Regions from separate parts of the Homo sapiens genome. Here region 2 is linked to region 1. A link is a loop called in an ENCODE intact Hi-C map of the cell type or tissue named here. Cell type or tissue: B cell. All regions are shown on one strand. Each heading gives the region's core, and the rest is flanking DNA. Links, peaks and the distances in the headings are about the cores only. Region 1 holds the start of LOC101927166 (a long non-coding RNA gene). Region 2 overlaps SKAP1 (src kinase associated phosphoprotein 1).

Evidence for each region. Hi-C counts contacts between places; a loop is a spot of excess contacts. Peaks named below come from ENCODE experiments on the same cell type or tissue, not always from the same donor. Only the 100,000 strongest peaks of a DNase experiment are listed, where the experiment ranks them.
Region 2: a loop joins it to region 1, with 2.8 times the contacts of the local background. A loop is called at or near these places in 34 of 110 quality-filtered maps.

The regions. Positions count from the first base shown.
Region 1 is chr17:48,437,783-48,446,574 of GRCh38, forward strand. LOC101927166 (a long non-coding RNA gene) reads left to right here and starts at 7,051. Exons shown (of 6, transcript NR_110804.1): 1 at 7,051-8,149; 2 at 8,711-8,792. It also overlaps a transcript of SKAP1 not described here. In B cell, for the core only: no CTCF peak of the experiment used is centred there; DNase peaks (open chromatin) are centred at 1,949, 2,339, 3,719, 6,829 and 1 weaker place; H3K4me3 peaks cover 1,925 bases; H3K27ac peaks cover 1,191 bases; H3K27me3 peaks cover 1,219 bases.
Region 2 is chr17:48,348,182-48,363,112 of GRCh38, forward strand. The region is part of intron 3 of SKAP1 (src kinase associated phosphoprotein 1); the gene reads right to left. Among named protein-coding and RNA genes, the nearest start is that of SKAP1-AS2, 61 kb to the left of the region's middle. In B cell, for the core only: no CTCF peak of the experiment used is centred there; a DNase peak (open chromatin) is centred at 10,290; H3K27ac peaks cover 1,028 bases.

The DNA.
Region 1 (8,792 bases), core at 1-8,000:
ATTGCTGTTTTCCTGGTAATTCAAGCTCAAAATATAGAAGTCATCTTCGACCCTTCCTCACTCATTCTAAACAGCCACTAAGGCCACTAGTCTTACCTCCTCGCAGTGGCTTTTGAATCCTTACCCTCCTTGCGTCCTTAATGTCACCTCTTTGGGTTTGGTTCTCAATATCTTTGTTGGGAAGTGATATGTTGAAATGGCTTCTAACCCGGCCTCCCACATCCAATTTCCCCACCATCCCATGCCACCCCTCATATAAGCTTCAGAGTATATATCCCAAAGCATGGCTCTGACCCCATCAAAGAGGTGATAGAGTATAGAATGTAGTGGTCCTAAAGTCAGACAACCCTGTGCTCAAATCTGCCACCGCTTGCTGTGACCTTGGACAAGTTACTTATCTTCCATATGCCTCAATTTCCTCCGCTGTAAAATGGCAATAGTAACTGTATTCTCAAGGTTGTTGTGAAGATCCAAAGAGCTAATATATGTAGTGCTTACACCTGCCTGCAGCATGGTAGGTGCTTTGTAAAGTTTAGTGATTACTGTCCCTGCATTCCCTGCAAAAACTAGCACCTGTCAGATGCTCAATAAATATATATACAAATTATCCATAATCTCTCATTTGATCTTTCTTACTCATTAAAGATATATTTGAGGAGTGGCCAAGATATAGGTATCATTGGTTGCCAAGGATGAGAGTTTTCCTCTTTATCAAGCTAATCTGCCTTTAAAGAGATGAATAGAGTGTGGCCTTGGCTTCCTTGGCACCAGGCTCTAACAAATCAAGGTTATCAGATTCTCCCCACCCACCTCCAGAGATTTCCTCCCTGCCCTATCTATTCTAGAATACTTCTAGTGTTCTCCAAACCACATGGGGGAAACACTGATCTGGAAGGCGTGAGATATTAACACCTCTTTTCACTTATTGCAGCAAAAACAAAGTTTTCACTATAAATAAAGACCCTGCAAAGAACCAATCAGAAAGAAGATCATATCCTAGGAGTCTGTAGTCCCTTTAGTCTGGAGAGCTGCCAGCAGGGCTAAGCTCTACAGAAGGGCTGGGGTTGTGGCAGACGGACACGACTTGGGGAGTGTGTGGGAGGGTTGATGGCCTAGAGATGAGGCTAGTGAGAAAGAAAAAGGGAAAAGAGAGTGAATGAGAAGTTGAATGAAAAGATAAATAAGTGGAGAAATAGAAAACATCATAAAGAAGTCTTCATAGTTTGAAGGATTAGAAACTAAATCAAACAGATCCACTTCATTTCCTGAATTGTAATTTCAGGCTATACCATGTTCTACCTCCAAGGACAATTGAGTAGCTTCAGGGAATGGCTGTAAATTCCTAAAGAAAAGTGCCTTGTGGATCAAGCTGTTCCTATCTGCTGCTGTACTTTTTAGCATCTGCACTTTCAACACAATGACACTTCTTATTGAGTAATATGTGATATTTTGCATCATGAGACTATTGATGCAGAATTTCCTTTTTCAGAGCTCAATATTCCAATCAAAGCCTGTTGCATCACATCACTGAGGCCATCCACTTAATGACAAATTGTAAGATGCATATTGCAGAATATTCATGTTCATTTTATGCTCACAGTGCTTGAAATCTCCTCTAAACAGCCTCTGCTCTCAGCCTATTAAGGTGCCCGTGTTATCTACACTTCATTCAATGGTGTGGAAATAATTGTCTTGAGACGAAAGAAAAAATTGATGGTCACAAGCCAAGTCAGCACTTGTGTTCTTTTCTTACTCTGTTGAATCTGGTGTTATTTACCTCTTCCAACACCTGGGACTCCTGATAAGTCACTCCCATGATAGCTTTTTCCAGGACAGTGCTATGGGGTCTTTAGAATAAGTAGGGATCCTTCATAAGCTATATTGTTATCAGCACAATTCATGCAGCTACCAGATGTGCAAAATAGAAACCACCAAGGGCATTCAGGCAAAGGGGGCTTCCCCAGCTCCATATGGCCACTATGACATGTGCTCATGAGTTGGAGGAGGAATCAGAGAAAAAATGAGATGCACTAAACATGAGGGCCTGTGTTCTTGCGAGAAAATGCTTATATTCTGACAATGTTGGGGCCCTTTTTTACTGCCCTTCATCTGCTATCCCAGCACCTGCACCCTATAGCCTGACTCCCTACAAACCTGGCTCTACTAAAAAGACCTTCCTGTTAGAGACAGGTGGGCCCTTTTCTTCATCTCTTCCCCTTCCTCTTATCTCTGGGACGAAGCACCAGGACGCGGGCTGGTGGAGGAGAGCAATTGCCCCTGGCAGCTGATAGTTCAGCAATGCGGCCTGCGACTTTGCCTTTAAATATCAACCACATGCACAGAAAACACCCTGGCAGCCTGAGAGGTTTCCATGGTGACAGAATGCAGGCCATGACCTCTGTAAATGTAATCAGAGCACTGGGATTGGTGTGCAAGACAGGTTTAATTTCTCCTGCAATGGAAGCTCTGTGGTCCTGGCCCTACATAGGCTTCATACGTTGACAGACAACCTGTTTATCTCCACCAGGGCAGCTCTACATATGGCAGTTCCCTCTGCCCCAGAGCTGCTTCCTCTACTGTCTGAGCAGGCTGCAGGATGTAGAAGGTCACTGAGGACTGGGACAACAGTCATATCAATATCTGGCATCCTTGCGCAGTGTCCTTGGGAGGTGAGACTGTCCCTTATACAAAGAGCAGCTGTGGCGTAAGGGTCTGACCAAGGACTCAGAAGATTGGCCAAGGTTTTCATCCCTGCTGTGCCACCAACCTTGTGACCTAGGGCAAGTCATTTAACCTCCAACTTTCAACATCTTCACTCCAAGGAGAAAATGCCTGGGAAAGGGAAGGCCAAGGGCTTCCAAAGTCCGCAATTTAAGATGGTACCCAATAATGGTTAATGTGAGGATCCTCCCACCCTCAGTGGACTCATACCCCAAGAAATGAATGCTAGTCACTGGTGTCAGTGCTGCCAGTGGTGAGGGGAAGGCTCACTGTGGGAGAGGCTCAGCAGGACTTCCCCACCTCTATCCTGAATTGGAACAAAACCAGGATGCATTTTTTCTAAGCCAGCCCAGAGTAGTAGACTAGAGTTTTGCACTAAACTGACAGGAAACAGACAGAGGCTCAGAGGGAAATGTAGCTGCATCAAAGGAGGACCCCACAGCCTCTTTCCTTAAACTCCATGCAACCTCAGCAAAGAGTTTCTTTGGTCACTTGGATGCTAGCACCCCGATTCCATTTCTAATTCACATGAGATGCTGGCCGACTTCAGTTGCCAGTTATCCTGCTTCTCTGATTCTTTCACTTTTCCAGTATAGTGTTCTAAAAAACAAAAACAAAAACCAAACAAACAAACAAAAAAAGATTTGGACTAAGATGAGATTCATAGGGTTGCATGAAACATTTTTCTTCCCAGAGGGAGCTGGTCCATAAGATTCCCCTTGCAGAATGAGATTCAACAAGGAATCTCAGAATTTCAGAGCTGGAAGGAACTTTAGAAACCCTTTTACCTACAGAGAGAAACCTGAGGGACTAGCCTGGATGTCCCTGGGTTACAGCAAATTAATGGCAGAACCACAAGAGCATCAGGGCCTCACTCTGCTTGGCTGAGTATTAATTTACCTCATGGGTGCTTTTGAACCTCAAACTAAAATAGAGGGGAAGTGGGGGGAGGATTCAAAAGTGGTTGATGAACATTAGAATCAGGAAATGGTGATTTGGTTGAATCTACAGATAATAGCTTTACCACTTCCTGTGTCAGCTGATGCCAAAAGAGAGAAGATTCTAAAGAAGAAAATAGTTACGTGACAGAACTGTGGGCTTCCACACAACTGTCTCCACCCAGGCCATACTCTTTCTCTAAGGCCATTGAGGAGAGTATAAACCTGATTGCTCAGGGGTTTCATTGGCTGGTGTCCAACACAAAATCACAAGATCAAAGAACAGTGGAGTTTATAGGAACCCCAAGAGAACATCTGGTCTGACATTATGTCTTCTGGTTGCTGAGTAACTAAACCATCTAGGACAGGTAATTTAATTGTCTTTCCTTTTTATTAAAGGACTCAGTTTCCCAACTATAAATGAGGAAATAAGGTTCCTTCTAGGTCTAACATGCCAGAACTCCATGATCTCGAAAGGTGGAGATTTCCCAACCTTTTCCAGGATCCCTTTACAGCATTTAACGCATATCTTGTAAGTAGCAGGCTTCCCTGGCCTCAAGCTTAACATCATCAGTGTGGCAAGCACCAAGGGTTTGTCCAGCTCCCAGGGATTACCATGGACTCCAGGAACATGCACTGAAGTTCCTTTTAGTGTTTTAAGGAGGAGGAGGAGGCAACCATTTATGTAATTCTCATGTCGGTCCAAGTTGTTAATACTCCAGTAGTTGGTAGGCCCAACCTGAGTGCGTTGTGGCCATGGGGTGTGGTGGGGTGTGAGGTGGTGTCAATTACATAACAGCTCCTACAGAAACTGTGTGGAATAGGGGAGAAAAGAAATTCTTAGACAACACAGTTGGTTATTTCTGGAAGAAATGGGTAGGTTTGCTGCACAGAAAAAGCAATCTATCCATCATACCCCTTGTTCTTCAGACCTGCCTATGTATGCCTGAATCATTATAGAAAAGTTTCCAATTCTGAGCCCTTGAAAATCAGGGATATGATTATGCTCACTCCACTCACTGAAGCCTTAGTTCCATCCTGCCTGGGACTCTGCTATACTTGGTGTTACATTTTTGGATGTGAAATGTGCAGGGTGGACTCAGACTCCACAACCACTTGTCCCCTTCTTGGCCAAGTCACCTTCTCCTTCCAACTTCTCTAGGTAAGTAAATGGCACCATGGATAATCCAGTTGCCCAATCTGGAACCCTGGGGGGTCATCTTTCTTCCCTCTTTCTTCCTCTGCCAAGTCTAGCTGGAAAATATGTTTCAAACAATCTGTTTCTCTCTAGTCTGTTGCCACCATCCTGGTCCAAGCCACCATCATCTTCTACCTTGCAACCCTCTGGTTTTACGCCCCACCAACCCATTTTCCACCCTAAAACCAGTGATGTCATTTTTAAAAATCTGCCCATGCCTCTTTCCTAATTAAAATTTTAGTAGCTTCCCAATATTTCACTTCCTCACAATGGCTAACAAGCGTCTACCATCGCCACCACCATAACCTCCTGCTTATCTTTCTAGCCTTGCTGCCTGCATGGACCCTTTACTCTCCATCATCTTCAGTAACAGACTTCCTGCAGTTTTTCAATGAGTCATACCCACTCCCACTTCCGTTTGCTCACATGTGCTGTTCCTTCTGTCTACAACACTCTTCCCCTTCCCCTTCACCCAGCTAACTCCTACTCATGCTTCAAGTCTCAACTTCATTTTGTCTGGTTAACCAACCTTGGCTCCCCAGACTGGGTTATATTTCCCTCTCCTACATTCCTGTAGCATTTAGCACCTGCTATTCAAAACTCACATCCCATCTGTAATTATTAAAATTATTAAAAGTAATGGCAAAAACAGCAATTACTTTTGCACCAACCTAATACTTGTCTACCTGCCACCTGTCTTCTCCTCCTGAGGGTTCAGATCTTACCTATCTTATTTCCTAATGTATTCCCAGCAACTGCTATGCTTGGTGTATAGTAGGTCCTCAATAAAGGATTACTGAGTGAGTGCTACAAGGTAAGTCTGTTTGTTTGTTTGTTTGTTTGTTTGTTTGTTTGAGACAGAGTCTTGCTCTGTCACCCAGGCTGGAGTGCAATGGTGCGATCTCGGCTCACTGTAACCTCTGCCTCCTGGGTTCAAGCAATTCTCCTGCCTCAGACTTCCGAATAGCTGAGATTACAGGTGCGTGCCACCACACCTGGCTAATTTTTGTATTTTTAGTAGAGACAGGGTTTCTCCATGTTGGCCAGGCTTGTCTCGAACTCCTGACCTCAAGTGATCCACTCACCTTGGCCTCCCAAAATGTTGGGATTACAGGCGTGAGCCACCATGCCTGGCCTGTTGGGTTTTTTAAAAATAATTTTATTTTGAAATAATTTCAAACTTACAGAAAAGTTATCATAGTATCTAGAACTCAAGTATACCATTCACTTGGAATCATCAATTATTAACTTCGATTATTAATTATTAAATTTAATAATCATCAATTATTAAATTTACTTTATTTTTCATAATAAATAAAATGTTAATTATAGAAAAGTAATTAGTACTAGATTAATTTACATTTTTTTCTGAATTTGAGAGTAAATTACAGTCATCACGCTCCTTTTCCCTAAAAACTTCAACGGTATTTTCTAAGAATGAGGATATTCCCTTAAAAATAACACCTAGTACGAGGCCGGGCGCAGTGACTCACGCCTGTAATCCCAGCACTTTGGAAGGCTAAGGCGGGTGGATCACTGAGGTCAGGGGTTCGAGACCAGCTTGGCCAACGTGGTGAAACCCCATCTCTACTAAAAATACAAAATTTAGCTGGGCGTGGTGGCATGCGTCTGTAATCCCAGTAACAGGGGCTGAGGCAGGAGAATCGCTTGAACCAGGAGGCGGAGGTTGCAATGAGCCCAGATCGTGCCACTGCACTCCAGCCTGGGCAATAGGGTGAGACTCCGTCTCAAAAAAACCCACAAACACCCAGTATGGTTATCAAAATGAGGAAAGTTAGCAAAGGGCACATGAACTTTAATTCAAATATGTGTTATCATTTTCAGAGAAGTAGAAAGTGCTAGGCAAACGTGGCAGTCTGGGATTAGGTGCATGCATTCATAAGGTAACCTCTCTCTCTCTCCTTCCCCTCTCTCTGCCCTTGTTCAAGGGCTTTCTCTAAAACTAAAGCTGTGGTTGCCAAGGCAGAGCCAAGCTGGTTGTGTCTGGTGTTCCCTCAAGCCCCCACTTGCACTAGTAACTTCTCTGCACCACGCCCATTTGTCGCTGCCTATGCAGTCCTCTATCGGTAGGCTGGAAGGCTCCTGAGCAGGTTAGCTTTCTTTCACAAAGTCCCAGCGACAGGAGGAAGCCCAGTCCACCGGAAGTGAAGGTTGGAGGGAAAGGTGAAGGACAGGAAGTGGGAAGATGACTCCTGGGACCCATAATCATGCATGAGCAGTTCAGAGCTTCCCAGAAGGGAAGAAGACAAGCTGTAGGGGCAGTAAGATTTGCACACCTTGGGTCCTGGGACCATCCTGCTCAGCTGAGTAGAATACCAAACGAGGGTGTTTCTGAGCTGCACTTCACCTCAGCCAGGCAATCGACAGGAGAAGCAGCGAGCGAGACCGACAGACTGTCACTGGCAAAATGAACTGTCACCTCCCATTTTTCAGAGGCACGGCGGGATGAATTGCAGCCTTGAACCTTGCGGCCCGCTGTTGATTGAGTTCCGCTGTCTTAGAACCCCGTCGAACAAGGCGAGTTCATTTCAGACTGACGTACCACCGCTTATCAATTTAGGAGCCAGTAAAATTAACCGCTTCGGAGCTGATTTTCTCGGTCCCCCTGCTTGGATTCCGCATGCAGAAAGGTCACCAGATAAATCTCTCTGGGTCCTGCTAGCATGATATGCAGCTAGGAGATGGGGTCTCAGAAGAGGAAGCTGAACCAAACAGCCCACGCCCAAAAAGGTCGCTGAGGCCCTCTTACAGCCACGGATTGTGGCAGTGGTGTGTGACAAGTCGTGCCTTTGCTAACTCTGCTCTGCCCACATCAGCAGCATCTGCTCCCAAGAGATACTGTGGTTGGGTAGGATTGGGTGGCTGAGAATGGAGATGCTACAGAAGCCCCCGCAGTCTTTCTGCAGAGATCTCTGTATATTCTTCTGCTTTGCATCCACAGGGCCTTACACATAGTAGGCACCCGCTAAATGTCTATTAAACTGAATATGACTTGATGTATGCTTTACCATCAATCGGTTTGAAAAGTTTAAAAGAAGTTAGCATGGACAGGGCCCTGGTGGAAAGAAAAAAAAGAAATGTTTATCCAGGAATATCTTTATTGTCACCGGACATTCATGGGGCCCAGTCCATGCTAAAAATCCTCTGGCAACTTGAAGGTCCTTAGAGCACAGCAGGAAGCTCACCAGAACAGAGTTCCTTGTCTCCAGAAGAAAAACTGTCTCATGCCACATTCTCCCCTCACACACATACAGCTTTTTTGCTCATAAAGGCCTGTCCAGTAGGTCTAATTCACGTATCTCAGGGCTTCTCCTCTCCTCTGCATCCGGGACACAAATAGTTTTCTCAACACCCTTTGAACCTCTTGTCACCATGGCAGACTATGGCAGTGTTCATTTCTGGATATACAACCAAACTGTTCTCAGGATAATTTAAAGGTTTGGACTCTTAGACATGCTCTACCTCTATCTAAAAACATCCACTTTTCACCAAAGGTCCTCATCTCAGAGGGACAGGGGACATCTGGTTTGGAAGACTGCGCAGGAAATAAAGACTTATGGGCTGGGCACGGTGGCTCACACCTGTAATCCCAGCACTTTGGAAAGCTGAAGCAAGCAGATTGCTTGAGCCCAGGAGTTCGTGATCAGCCTGGGCAACATGGCGAAACCCCATCTCTACAAAAAACACAAAAATTAGCCAGGCGTGGTGGTGGGTGCCTGTCATCCCAGCTACTCAGGAGGCTGAGGTGGGAGGATCGATTGAGCCCAGGAAGCAAAGGCAGCAGTGAGCTGAGATTGTATCACTGCACTCTAGCCTGGGTAATGGAGTGAAGCCCTGTCTGAAAAACAAACAAACAAACAAAAAAAACAAAAAACAAACAAACAAAAAAACACTTGCGAAGGTGAAGATGGCTT
Region 2 (14,931 bases), core at 6,932-14,931, 83 kb before region 1:
GTAGAAAAATTAGCCAGGCATGGTGGCTTGTGCCTGTGGTCCTAGCTACTTGAGAGGCTGAGACATGGGGGGATCGTTTGAGCCAAGGAGGTAAAAGCTGCAGTGAGCCATGACTGTGCCACTGCACTCCAACCTAGACAACAGAGTGAGCCCTGCCTCAAAAAAAAAAAAAAAGAAAAGAAAGAAAAGAAGAAAGAAAAAAAGTACATGCTCACATTCTAAGTGTTTTAAAAAACATGCAGATCAGGAAGGGCTTTTTTTTTTAGTGAACTTTTTATTTTGGAATAATTTTAGATTTATGTAAGTGTTGCAAAGATAGTACAGAGTTCCTACATACCCTTCACCCAGTTTCCCCCAATGTCAACTTCTTACATAATTGAGGTCTATCTGCCAAAACCAATAAATTAACATTGGTATATTGCTATTAACTAAACTACAGACTCTATTTGGATTTCACAAGTTTTCCATTAATGTACTTTTTCTGTTTTGGGATCCAATCCAGGGTATCACATTGCCTTCACAGTCTCAGTTTTTAAAGTCTTACCCAAAACACCTGCCTGGATTTGGCACTTGCTTTCCTAACTTCAGATGGAAAAGTCACTTCCACGTGATTCCTATGGTTTCTGAGTATAGTCACCCAAGGTGTGCTTTCAACAGCCACCCCTGGTGTCAAACATGAGACAGTTCCTCTGTAAAGTACACAACGACATAGATATACAACTCAATGCAGCAAAACAGAGCCTAGGTCAGTAGTACAAATGGTTGTGGTGCGGGAACATTTAGAAATAAGCTTTACACCCAAGTGCAATTAGTTCCTGATGATGGAGATGTTGTTATAAGTGTTTTTAGTGTCATATCAAGTGACCCAGTTCCCTTGGGCACACACAGAAACAAGGCTATAATACCATATAAATATACACTCCCATGTAATTGAAATGATTACAACTACTGAGGATGCATGGGTGAAAAGTTTTATAGAAGAACAGCAATTATTGTGGTCATTTTGGATTTGTTTAAGAACATCATTTTTCTTTAAAACATAACTGTACGTGTTCTCTGGATTTGTCTATAGCTCTGACAATTGCAGTTCTAAATGGCCACAACTGTAGTCCAGTGGGATCAGACATAAATGATCACAAACTATAGTGACAGACATTTCCACTCAGCAGCTCTACAATTAGGGCTTAGAACTCTATCTGCTTAGAGTGGATTTCTCACAAGCAAGACCCCTTGCCACTGGAGACACATTTTCCCACTGCAACTCCCTCAGAATCAATATATTTCTATACAGATATATATTCTAACACATCATATCTCCATTAATCACATCCACTACCTTCAGTCCTTTCTCTTTGTATTTCTAAACAAGATCTAGTGGAACTATATCAAGGGTTCACCTGCTATTAGCAGGTAATTTGCTCCTGTAGCCTAAGTGTCATAAGAATTGGGCGTTAGATACACTCCTTGGTATATTCAATGGCAGGTTCTCCACCCAGTACATGTTGAGGGGCCCATAAGCAGGATGATTTCTCTATTCTTTTCTGAGAGTCAAACTCAATTTCATTCATGCTCCACAGAGTGATAAGTTGTGAATTTCTGAGGGTTGGAGCAGAAAGATAAAGCAGCTTTGTGTCAGGTGTAAGGTAATTATTTCCTAGGGTTTCTGTGCTATTTGTTTTTATTCCCTGTGTTTTCATTAACAGTTAATGAGTTTTCCCCCTTAATTCTGAAACAATAGTCTTGGCCACTAGAAGTTGGCTTTTTCTGCCACAGATTCAACCAGCTGTTGCTGCTCCATAAACTTTATGGAGAAGTGAATTAAACTGCTAAAACTTCATTTACTAATTCAATTCCAAATAAAACAGGGAGAAAAATGAACCATGATGATGTTCCCCTTGTAACTATTTTAGTTCACAGCAAATCCGTTTAGTCCTGAATTTGCAGATACTATTTTGAGACAAAAACAGGCCATAATGACAATTTTACCAGAGAAATGAGAAAGAAATTTAAAAAGACAGAAAATGGTTTAAGCATTAAAAAAAGTGAGAAAATAACAAATAACAGAGAAAACATATATGTTTGCTTATTCAATATGTAAAGTCTCGATTTTTTTTGTTAGTCTACATCATCGTCTTTTATTTCTCTTCAAATTAATTGTGAGCTATATTATAAAGACTCTATTCATATTTGCAACCAACTGTTTATATGGCGTGGTTAAAAACTAAGGTTTGCAGCCGGGCGTGGTGGCTCATGCCTGTAATCCCAGCACTTTGGGAGGCCGAGGCAGGCAGATCACCTGAGTTTCGGGTTTGAGACCAGCCTGACCAACATGGAAAACCCTGTCTCTACTAAAAATACAAAAAAATTAGCCAGGAATGGTGGTGCATGCCTGTAATCCCAGCTACTTGGGAGGCTGAGGCAGGAGAATCGCTTGAACCCGGGAGGCAGAGGTTGCGGTGAGCCGAGATTGTGCCATTGCACTCCGGCCTGGGCAACAAGAGTGAAACTCCATCTCAAAAACAAACAAACAAAAAAGAACAACAACAACAACAACAACAAAACACTAGGGTTTGCTATTACTTCACCAAGTATCTCTGGATTATATAAGGAAATTTAGATTAATTTAAAATTGAAAAATTTTAAATTATTGTTGTTGTTGGAAGGAAACACATGACTTCCTATTCTATTTAATATTTAAGATCCCATAAGAAATACAGCTCCCTCTTTAAACTAATAAATTCTCACTAAAATGCTATAAATAAAGCTCCCTGATCCAAGTCCAGTTAGTTTTCATGCTTGATAGCATTAATATTGCCAGATTTTCATGGGCCAATTTAATAGTAATACAGCTCCCAAAGCTGAACTATAGTAAGGTTAGCAAAACTGCAGCTTATTGGTCCTTATTATAACCATTCAACTAAGTTATTGAATCTAATACCAACTAAAGATATATGTTGGGTACAGATGTGACCATATATGAAATGTTACTCACACATAAGTATATTATAGAGCACATTTGCTGCACCAAAACTAAAATTCTGTCAACACTTCCATTATAAATTACATACCATTTTGCACATATTCATGCATTAGAAAATGTACTGTGTTTTCCAGAGAACATCCTAGAGGCTTCACCAATTTCTAAATATCCATTTGGATCTGTGTGGTTAGTTCTTGTGATTAATCCATGTATAGTGAAGGACTCAAATTCTTCTCTGTTCTATACAGTCGGACTTTCTGCCTATCTCTCTTTTTTTTTTCCTTTACTACACCTATCTATAATTCAATGTATAAATATTCCTTTTTTCCCCCCAAAGCCCTGGCAGTGAGTGTAATGGTACTGAATGTCATTAAGTCTACAGAATAAATGATAGGTCAGGTAAAGAAAGTTTCCATTTATCATTCTTTTAAAAAGTTGCTCCAACTGGATCTCAAATGTACAAGAAGTAAATTGAACCTAAGACTACAGTTTTTAGCTTAGCTTAGTAAAAAACTACAGTTTTTTACTGTTTGCTAATTATGTAATCATGCTAAGAATAACAGCCTTCTTAAGAACCTTTAGAGATAACATTTGAGGAGAGTGGCACAGTCTAAATAATCACAAATGGAGCCAAATTGATTAGACACTCTTAGTATAATCACTATAACAACACCTGTGAATCCAACAACCGAAAGGGCAGCATAGCTTAATGATATTCTCAGAATGAACTATATCTGTCAGTGGTGGATTGGACAGGAAAATGTCAGTGGGAGCTAATTGAAAAGTTCTTTTTTTCTTTTTTTCCCTCAAGAAAATGGTCCTTTGTAATGCAGTTTTTAATTTTGACCAGTAGGGTGAGCTGTAGTGTGTAGCATCATCCTAGTTCTTAAAAAAAGAAAAGAAAAAGAAACAAGAAAAGAGAAAAAAAAAAAAAAAGCAGCCACTGTCTTCTCCTCTCCCACCCTGTAAGAAAATGCTGGGATTTTTAACCCTTCTTAGGTTTCACATAAAGGCATAACTCCTGGATGTTAACAAACTGTAGGGCTGGCAGCAACAAATATAAACCAGATAATTGTATATGTGACAACCCACACTTCATAAAGCAAATTACAGCCTGTCAGCAGTCATTCCAGCTTCACACTAACACATTCCATCTACCACTGGTATTGTTCAACTGGTACTAAAATGGAACCTGCTGAGTGGGAATATTTTCAACAGTAATGAGATTTTGACATAATTCAAAATATATAAACCTAGGTATTTGGTAGTATGTGGATAAATATATTGTAAAATGAATGCACTTATCATATGGCAACCAGGCAATCATAATCTGGAATTATTGGCTCATAGTTCTGTTTTCTTTGGGCCACTGTATTCTCAGTCCTTAATTCTTATTACAAAGCTATCCAACTGAATTTTCAGTATCTTTTGACATATAGGAGAAAGTTAGCTATAATAATAATAATTATATAATAGCTAGCTAAACTCTTACTGGGTACAAGCTCTGGGTCAAGACTTTTTGTGGACTATCTCATTTAATCCTCAAAACAATCCTGAGATGTATTATTATCCCAAAGATGAAGATAAAGAAATTGAGACACAAAGATGAAATAACTTACCCAAAGTCATATAGGTGACTCATAAGTGGCAGGGCCAGGCTTTCACCCCAACTTGTCTGATTACTAAGCTCTTGTTCTAATCCACTGAACTATATAGCCTGAAAATCTGCATGTTTAATAAATCATGATCATTACTCAAAGGCAAGGCATATTGAATGACAGCCAGTGAGTTGACTTTATGGTATATACTATCAATTAGTATTTTAACTTTAATAAAGTAAATCTATAAATTATGATTATTAGTGATAATAGCAGTAGTCACGTTAGGTATGGAGAGTAGAACTGACAGACAAAACAAAATTTGGTCAATGATTTGGTCAAGAAAGAAGTGGTCCAATTCATAGTTGAAATTTATTATCGAGTAATGTAGTAATTTTTTCAAAATATCACTTTTTGGTATGAATTTCATGCTTGCAAAATTTAGAACAGCCACCTCAGGCTTAGTGAAATCAATATACTGATTTTTTTCCAGCACCTTCTGTTTGATTCTGTTGGATACTTAAATATAGCATTGACCTGGCTTGGTTAAAGAATGTGTTTCCTTTCTGGCACCATCATGCTTTAAGTCTCAGAGCAGGAAAAGCCTTTGAAAAATATATAATGCCACATAAATGTAGCAATTTTATTACTATTGGTTCATCTTGCTTTCTTGTCCCATCTTTCCTTTCTCCCAAACAGCAAGTTGTAGTAGGCCTTAGCACTTATTTACAATCCTGATACATTTTGGGGTCTACTATGCCCCAATTGGTAAGCCAACATTACTTAAGAAACTTCTTGAGAGAAACTACAAGGCTAGTTGGATTCCAATATCTTCCATTAAAGAAGAATGAGATGGCCGGGTGCAGTGGCTCATGCCTATAATTGCAGCACTTTGGGAGGCCGAGGCAGGTGAATCACCTGAGGTCAGGAGTTCAAGATCAGCCTGGCCAACATGGCAAAACCCCATTTCTACTAAAAATACAAAAATTAGCTGGGCGTGGTGGCAGGTGCCTGTAATCCCAGCTACTTGGGAGGCTGAGGCAGAGAGAATTGCTTAAAACCCAGGAGGCAGAGGTTGCAGTGAGCCGAGATCGCGCCATTGCACTCCAGCCTGGGTGACAGAGCAAGACTCTGTCTCAAAAAAAAAAAAAAAGAAAAGAAAAGAAGAAAGAAGAAGAGGAAGAAGAAGAAGAAGAAGAAGAGGAAGAAAAAGAAGAAGAAGAAGAAGACATGTTGTACAGGCTACAGGTAGATATAAGAAATGTTTTTCAAAAGTCCAAGGAGTAAAAATAAAATAATACATAGTAAAGAATGGATTATGGGTAAGATTAGCAGGCCTAAACATGTGAGCCAGCTTTTAACATACTGAAGAAAGGGTAAGTTTTCTTTGTGATAACATAAACCTCCAATACCACTAAAGCTGTAATGGCAAATGGTGACAAGATTCAACCTCCCCATGCCACATCCCACTCCAAACAGGGATTCTCATTCACATATTTGACAACATGTATGTAACATCATTATCAACAGCCAAAACCTCTCACTGTCAAGAATTCAGTTCAATATTTGGTTCCTTGGAAAAAAAGTTTCACATGAAAAAGTATCTCTTTATTTAAAAAAATTACTTTTTAATTGAGGCATCACTAACACAAGTAAAGTGCATAAATCTTAAGGGTAAGTGGTATCACTTTTTAAGTTTAGGAAAATACATTTTAGAGATTAATCATGATCAATAACTTTTCCAGGATGGCAAATGTGTGTTAAATTCACATCAGCTGACAAGGACCGATAGGGTTCACAAGATTGGTTCTTCCACTACTTGCCTCACAAGAGTCAGCAGAAACTGGAATCTTTATTTTATATGTCATATAAATCCCCTTGCCTATAACTTAGCAGTCCCTTTCCTGTGCTAGTGATACTTAGCCATCTTCATAAACAAGTTTCTGAGAGAAGCATGTGTTGATGAGAAGCCAAATGAAAAATAAATGCTTTCTAATAGAATTGGGTCCACCTATTACATTATTTAGCCTCAAAATATCAAGCAAATTCATTGGGTTTCAGGTCTGAAGTCTTAACCTACTTACTCACAAAAAAGTTTTAAGCAAAAAAAACAAAAAAGCTTGTATTCAAATGGACTACACTTTTCTCTCAATATTTTGTGTTTAGAACATGAAAGTTTGTTAGAGGCACAAGTCTTGATGAACACTAATTCTTATGTAAAAATTCTATGCTCAGAAACTGTACTCCTCACCTGATTTTCTGTGTTAGTCCAGGAATAATACCTTCTAAGAGAAATCATTTATAAGTTGTTTTTTTCCTCAACCAAAGTCCCCTGGGCTAATCAAACAAACTTAAAGCAGTCATTAATTTTCAGTGACTTGATTTTCCTTGACATCTATGTGAAGACGAAAATCTGAAGTTCTGTGAACTTCTAAAAAGACTAAGATGGGGTAAGAAAAGATATCATTATCAGTCACCATGAGTATTATACAATACTAATTTAAAATTGTTATTATTTTTGTTTTGTTTTTGTTTTGAGACAGGGTCTCACTCAGTCACCCAGGCCAGAGTGCAGTGGTGCAATTGCAGCTCCCTGCAGCCTTGACCTCTCAGGCTCAAGTGATCCTCCCACCCCAACCTCCAAAGTAGCTGGGACCACAGGTGCACACCCCCATGCTTGGCTAATTTTTGTATCTTCTATAAAGATGGGGTCTCTCTGTATTGCCCAGGCTGGTCTGGAACTCCCAGGCTCAAGCAATCAGCCTCCCTCGGCTTCCCAAAGGGCTGAGATTACAGATGTGACCCACCATGACTGGCCATATAATTTATTTTTAAATTCACTTTTTCACTTGAGGCCAGGAGTACGAGACCAGCCTGGCCAACATGGCAAAACCCCATCTCTACTAAAAATACAAAAATTAGCCGGGCATGGTGGCACATGCCTGTAATCTCAACTACTTGGGTGGCTGAGGCATAAGAATTGGTTGAACCTATTGGTGGGGGTTGCAGTAAACTGAGATCGTGCCACTGCACTCCAGCCTGGGTGACAGAGCGAGACTCTGTCTAAAAAAAAAAAAAAATTCACTTTTAAGTGATAAGTAAACTCAACACACCTATATATACCAACGTTCTCAAACATTAAACAACAGAGAATGCTGCTGTTTTATACCATCATCAGGGCCTTTCCCATTAATTAACATTTCAAAATAAATAGGCCAGGAGCAGTGGCTCATGCCTATAATCCCAGCACTTTGGGAGACTGAGGTGGGCAAATCTCTTGAGCCCAAAATTTCGATACCAGCCTGGTAACATGGTGAGACCTTATGTCTACAAAAAATACAAAAATTAGCTGCGCATGGTGGCTCATGCCTGTAGTCCCAGCTACTGGGGAGGCCAAAGTGAGAGGATCACTTGATCTTGGGAGATGGAAGCTGCAGTGAGTGAGTCGAGATCAAGCCACTGCACTCCAGCCTAGGTGACAGAGCGAGATTCTGTCTCAAAAACTAAAATAAATAAATAAATAAATAGATAGATAGATAGATGAAAACTTGAGTGGGTAAGAAACTGCTAATCATGATTCTACTGAAAAATAGATTACTACCATGCTGTTTTTTTGTTTGTTTTGGAAAGCTTCTTTATTAAATAAAAAAAGTTAAGTATGCCCAGAGCAAAACCTTCAAATGTTACAGGAAGGCATATAATGAAAGTTCATCTATCCTCTCTTCTCTTGATCCTTCTCTCCAGAGACAACCATTGTGAGATTTCTTGGGTGTTCTATGAATTTTTGTATCTAATATAACAAGGGTCTCTGTGTGTGTGGCATATGTATTTTTTTCCTCTTTTTAAACAAATGGTAACATTTGTTCTGTTCTGTATCCAGCTTTTCTTCCTAACCATTTATCTTGACAACTGCTCCATATCAGCAATATAGATTTATCTCATTTTTTATTTTAACCAGTTTTTAACATTAAAAAATAATACATGCACATGGTGAAAATTCAAATAGTACCAAAGAATATTCTCTCTTTCATTCATATCAGTATCCCCCTCAACAGTGATTACCACTGTTAATAGATACATATGTATCCTTCCAAAAATATTCTATATACAAATAAAAACACGTGTGCTTGTGCCACACACACACACAGAAACAAACTATACACACTAGTTTGCTCAAATTACCCTTTTCATCTAACAATACTCCTTGGAGAACCTTCCATATTACGTATTACATACATATTACATATATATGTATCATTTTCTTTTAACTCTATATAGCATTCCATTAAATGGGTGTATGTTTATTTAACTAGTCCCCAATTGCTGGGCATTTAGGCTGTCTGTTTGCTATTCCAAACAATGCTATCATGAACATCCTTGTACATAATACATTGTATAGGGAATACAGAAGGCAGCATTACCTGATTCCAATGATTTCTTTTACCTGCATAAAATTTAGTTCTTTTTTTATATCTTAATATCATCTACTACAGAATAGGAAGGACTTTTAGAAAGGACATAAAAATCTTGGGAAATGTTAACTTTAGAAAGGAAAAAAGTGAGTCTTTTTGTTAAAAAAAAAATCTTTTGGCCGGGTGCAGTGGCTCACGCCTATAATCCCAGCACTTTGGGAGGCTGAGGCGGATGGATCATGAGGTCAGGAGATCGAGACCATCCTGGCTAATACGGTGAAACCCTGTCTTTACTAAAAATACAAAAAATTAGCCGGGCGTGGTGGCGGGCGCCTGTAGTCCCAGCTGCTCGGGAGGCTGAGGCAGGAGAATTGCTTGAACCCAGGAGGCAGAGCTTGCAGTGAGCCAAGATCGTGCCACTGCACTCCAGCCTGGGTGACAGAGCGAGACTCTGTCTCAGAAAAAAAGAAAAAAGAAGAATCTTTGATAGTCATTGCAAAACAATTGCTGCATTAATTTTGAAATGCATTATTCTGCCCTTTTAAAAATGCATTATTCCACTAAAAAAACCACCCTACCAGTAGATGTATAGGAAGTAAATTATTTGAAAAGGTATCAAAATTAGTAATTAACTTCAAAAACAGTTTGTGTGTGTGTCCACTTGCTACAGATTAATTTGTATAAAATGTAGCAAATAAGAAAAAGGGGGAAAATGCCTGAAGGAAGTCAAGCCACAAAAGCAGCTGTCAAGACTGTTGATGTTAAAAGGTTGAGTCAAAGCCAAAGGCAGGAGTATTCAGCCTGGGTTCATTTCCCCCTTATTAAATCCCCAAAAGACATGAAAAACATGCTGGAATATTTCTTTTTTTAAAAAGTAGTATAGGTTGAGATAGTCTAGGTTCAAAACCAGTGCTTGTGTTTATAAAATATCAGCATTCCAGGAATAGTGGTGGAAAGATACTTAACAATAAATTATAAATATTGTAAATTTAGACTTTTTCTTACATTTGCAAACACGTCATAAATTTGGGCTGTGTTTCTTTGTATAAATCCTACTTATGACTGTGCTAAAACCTTTTGGCATGAATGCAAAGAGTATTTTCATAAATAAAATTTAGTAAAATCACTGTACACTCCATTAATTCAAAAACACTTCTCTTCAACTTCAAAGGAAATTTCCTTCCTCTTTTTTTTAAAGTGTAAAGATGGTGTTTCTTTGCTGCTTTAATGTTTTGCTTCTTGTAGTTGTCATAACTACATGCTCCAAGTATGTGACCATAAGGGACAAGAAGTTAAGCAACATTTGTTCTTCCATTCAACATGTCTCAGACACCATATAGCAAAAAGCTTGTAAATCTAGCCTCTGAAGTGGCTACCACCAATAAAAATGCTCTCTATAAATACAAACCTTACAAATATATACATGGTGAGTTTCATGGCCCTACACCAGTGTTCAGCTATAATGAATGAATGAATTTTATGAAAAGATACATGAAAATTTTATTATCAAGGTTTTATACATGTATGTACTTGCCTCGCCCTACTTTGAGACATAATATTTGTTACCACTTTAGTAAGTGCCTACCATGTGGCAAGCACTCCTTATGAGTTATAATCTCATTAAAACTCATTACAACTCATAGTAACTGTGAAGTAGATATTATTAGTGAGATTTTATACATGAGGAAACTGAAGCTTCGAGAATTGATGTAATTTGCCGTAGCTAACAAAGTTTCTAAGTAGAGGAGCTGGGATTCGAATTCAGGTATGATTTCAAAGCTTAGGCTCTTTCTATCATAAAACATTAACTTGAACAACAATTTAAAAAATCAGTTCACTATTCTATGTACTTTATATCCAGATGCATAAAGCAATATATGCATTAATATACTAGATCTCATGATAGAGATAAAAGAAAAATGTTACATTTTTAATCAATCTCAACCTTTTTCTTTTACCTTTACATTATGGAGAAGTTTAAACATGTATAAAAGTAGACAAAACAGTGTAATAAACTCCCATATATACATCATTCAGCTTCAACAAGTGTCAACTTATGGCCGATCTCATCTCATCTATATTTACCCTGTTTCTTTCTCCTCTCCCATATTATTTGTCAGACATTATATATTTAAATATCATGGCACACCTCTCTCTGAAATAAAGAACTGTTTTTAAAAAAATTAACCATAATACCACTGCTACACCTAAAAAAATCCAGTAGTTTCCTAATAACATAAAATAACCAGTGTTCAAATTTCTAATTCTCTCATAGATGTCATTTTTTAATAGTTTGCTTGACTCAGAATGCACAAAGTTTATACATTCGTTGGTAAACCTCTTAAATCTCTTAATTTACAGTTAACATGGCTTTATAATTTCCTTATTCACTTAGCACTATTTGTTTTTGCCAGGCTATATTTTTATTTGTTTATTTCTTTGTTTGTGTGTTTGGGACAAGGTCTCGCTCGGTCTCCTATGCTGAAGTGCAGTGGCGCGATCTCGGCTCACTGCAGTCTCAACCTGCCAGGCTTGAGTGATCCTCCCACCTCAGCCTCCCAAGCAGCTAGGACTACAGGCCTGTGCCACCATGCCCAGCTAATTTTGTTTTTTTTGTAGACACAGGGTCTCACCATGTTGCCCAGATTGATCTCAAACTCCTGGGCTCAAGCAATCTACCTGCTCAGCCTCCCAAAGTGCTGGGACTACAGGCATGAGCCACTGTGCCTGGCCTGCCAGGCTATATTATTAGGCATCGATTTACTTTGACGTGAATATAGGCTTGCCATTTCAAAATGAGATTTTTAAGCTTCACAAAGTAGAATTTTTTCATAATGAAATATACTGAATAATTTTCTCAGAAACCTTTTACACCACTCATAGAGATACTCAAAGAATCTTTAAGTTGGCAAGAGATTCCACTGGCCCATGTTTACCACTACCACAAATGTAATGTGAGTGACCACTGGATAAAAAAAAGATATTATTCTATATAATATTCCCATGGTCTTCCCTAGATTTTTATTTAAATATTATGTCATTTGTTTTAGATTCTGGGTCTATGGTGGGAAATTCAATCTAATATTCATGAAGATTTTTTTATAGCAAATAAATTTTGAATTATAAACATTATACCTTATAATCAAATTTTTTATTAAAACTATCACTAACTCATTTTATAAAAGGGGAAACTGAAGCAAAATGAAGGAAATCAGTTTGCTCAATAACTTTAAGTGATATTGCCATCAAATCTAAGGGCAAAATTAATATTCCCTTATCGATATCACCTTTTAGATATTGATTACTGAAATTATAAAAATTCCATGGCAAAAACTCCGCTGGCTTTTCTTTGTAACTTTAAGTAAAAAATTAAGTAGAAATTTTTTTTGAGTAAGCAGGACATGAATTATTAAAGCAATATTATGTCTTATTGTCAAGTAAAAATAAAAAGCCTCTTTCATGTTCTCCAATTATGTTTAAGCTCATTAAAAGTGCCCTTCCATTTATATCCCCTCTACATTAAAGTAATGTATTCTTTGGATCATGTTTTATTTTCCCTGTTTCCTTTTTAAAATAAATATCATTCAGGAAGTTGACAGTGGACCAATAAAAAAACGCAGGTGGAAATGTGAGAGAAAGAATTACCATTAATGTCCCATTATGATAAATAGAAACTACTGGCTTTTTTTTTCCCACTATGTCAAGGTACTAAGCTCGATGCTTACACACATTACTACTAATCTTCAACAACCTTGCAATGAGACAGTGAAAAACAGTCACGAAGAGTATGGGCTCTCGACCTCTGGAGATAATGGGCTCTAGAATCCATACAGGGTTTCTTATTGGGGTGATGAAACGTTCTGAAATTAGATAGTGGTGATGGTTGCACAACTTGTACTGTACTATACTATACTATACTATACTATACTATACTATACTATACTATACTATACTGTACACCACTAACTTGTACCTTTTAAATGGGTAAATTTTATGGTATGTGAATTATATCTTGATAAGGCTGCCTTGGTTTTTTTTTTTTTTTCTTTTTGAGACAGAGTTTTGCTCGTGTTGCCCAGGCTTGAGTGCAATGACACAATCTCGGCTCACTGCAACCTCCGTCTCCCAGGTTCAAGCGACTCTCCTGCCTCAGCCTCCCAAGTGGCTGGGACTACAGGCATGCACCACCACTCCCAGCTAATTTTTTGTATGTAGTAGAGACAGGGTTTCACCATGTTGGTCAGGCTGGTCTCGAACTCCTGACCTCAGGTGATCCACCTGCCTGCCTCAGCCTCCCAAAGTACTGGGATTATAGGCATGAGCCACCGCACCCGGCCAAGGCTGCTATTTTTAAAATGTGTGCTACTAAAAGGATATACAAATAATGGATCTTTTATAATTAAAGACTATTTTCCTTCCAGGCACCAGACCTGGTTTAGTTCAAATATCTTGAAGAACTCAAGTGTGTTTTTAGGCAGATGCAGAGTTAATAAAATTCATCCCATCATCTTCTTGTACAGAGGGTCCTGTCACAGATAAAAATGCTCAGAAAGTTTGGGGCCAGCATTTCTGTTCTTTCTCACTCCCATCCCAACACCACCCAGTTTTCCAGGGCTTTTAAGATTCTTCTGCTAGTTGTTCTCTTTCTTACATATTTCTAATCTTTTCATAATCTTAAATTGTCCTGTTGTACCTTATCTAAACCACTTACTCCTCCTACCCATCCCACCAGCTTCTGAAGCACATAATCAGCTAAGGTCTGATCAAAAGGGCAAGGTAAAAGATACCCTCTCACTAACTCCTCCTACCCCTGAAAATATCTGTGAGAAGTCATGAGACTGGGGGCTAGGGCATGAGTTTTTCTATGTCATCTTTCCTTACATTTACTTCCAAATGCACTAAGACTTTGCCACATATATTTAATCATTGTCAAGAAGCAAATACAGTTTTCTGTTCTAAATAAACTATTTTCACTTGTCTCCTTGGCTGCTCTACCTCTGTCCTCTCTCCAAGAGAGAAAGGATGGGTAGAAGCTGCTTTATGTTGAAAGATGACTGCAATGCCAGCATTTCAAGAATCTGGTAAGATGTGCCTTTTGTCTTTTTTAGTCCCATATAGTCTCTTGTGTTAAGCTCCAAAATTATTTTCTCTTCTCAACCTATTCCTATACCACATCTCTGACACTAACTCTTTATTTCTCCTTTAGGTAATTAATTCTACCCTCACAGTTCCATTCATTTCTGCCAGTTCACAATCATGTGCTTCCCCCTGTGGATTTTGGTTAACATCTGTTAAACCCTGAACTATAGGGCCATCCCCTGAATAGTGCAATTCACATTTTGCGAAGCAAATTGCTACATTATTACATAAAATTATCCACTGCTCAATCTATGTTTTCAGCTATAAATGCTTTAGGACAGTGAGATATGTAGTAACAGCACATCACATTACGTAAAATAGTGTAAGTGCTCCAACTTTAACTTATGAGAGTCAAGAAGCTTTGAAAATGTATGGTTTTTATTTCTTAAAGATGGCTTTAAAATAAAGCTTTATAAAAACTTGAAATACACTAAAAGCATGAGCCAGAAAAATAAAAATTTTAATAAAACTTATAATCACTCACAATTTTAATTTATTTAAGGTATTACTATTCACTGAGGTTGGATACAGTGACAACATTAAGAGAATAAAAAGTACTTAAAAAGTTTACAATTGGTTAAGAAAGTTATAGAGCAAAATAGTTTATAAAGCTATTTGTAAGTTTGATCTAAAACTCTGTGATTATCTGAGAAAATAAAGCCCCTCCATTTATAATAAATTAAGATAATATTCAGGTTGATGTTTCTGACATTCTCAACCAGAGTACTAAAAAGAAGGAAGGCAAATACTTTAAAAGATATCCCCTCAAACTGTTTGAATTCGGAAAAAAATATTTCAATTC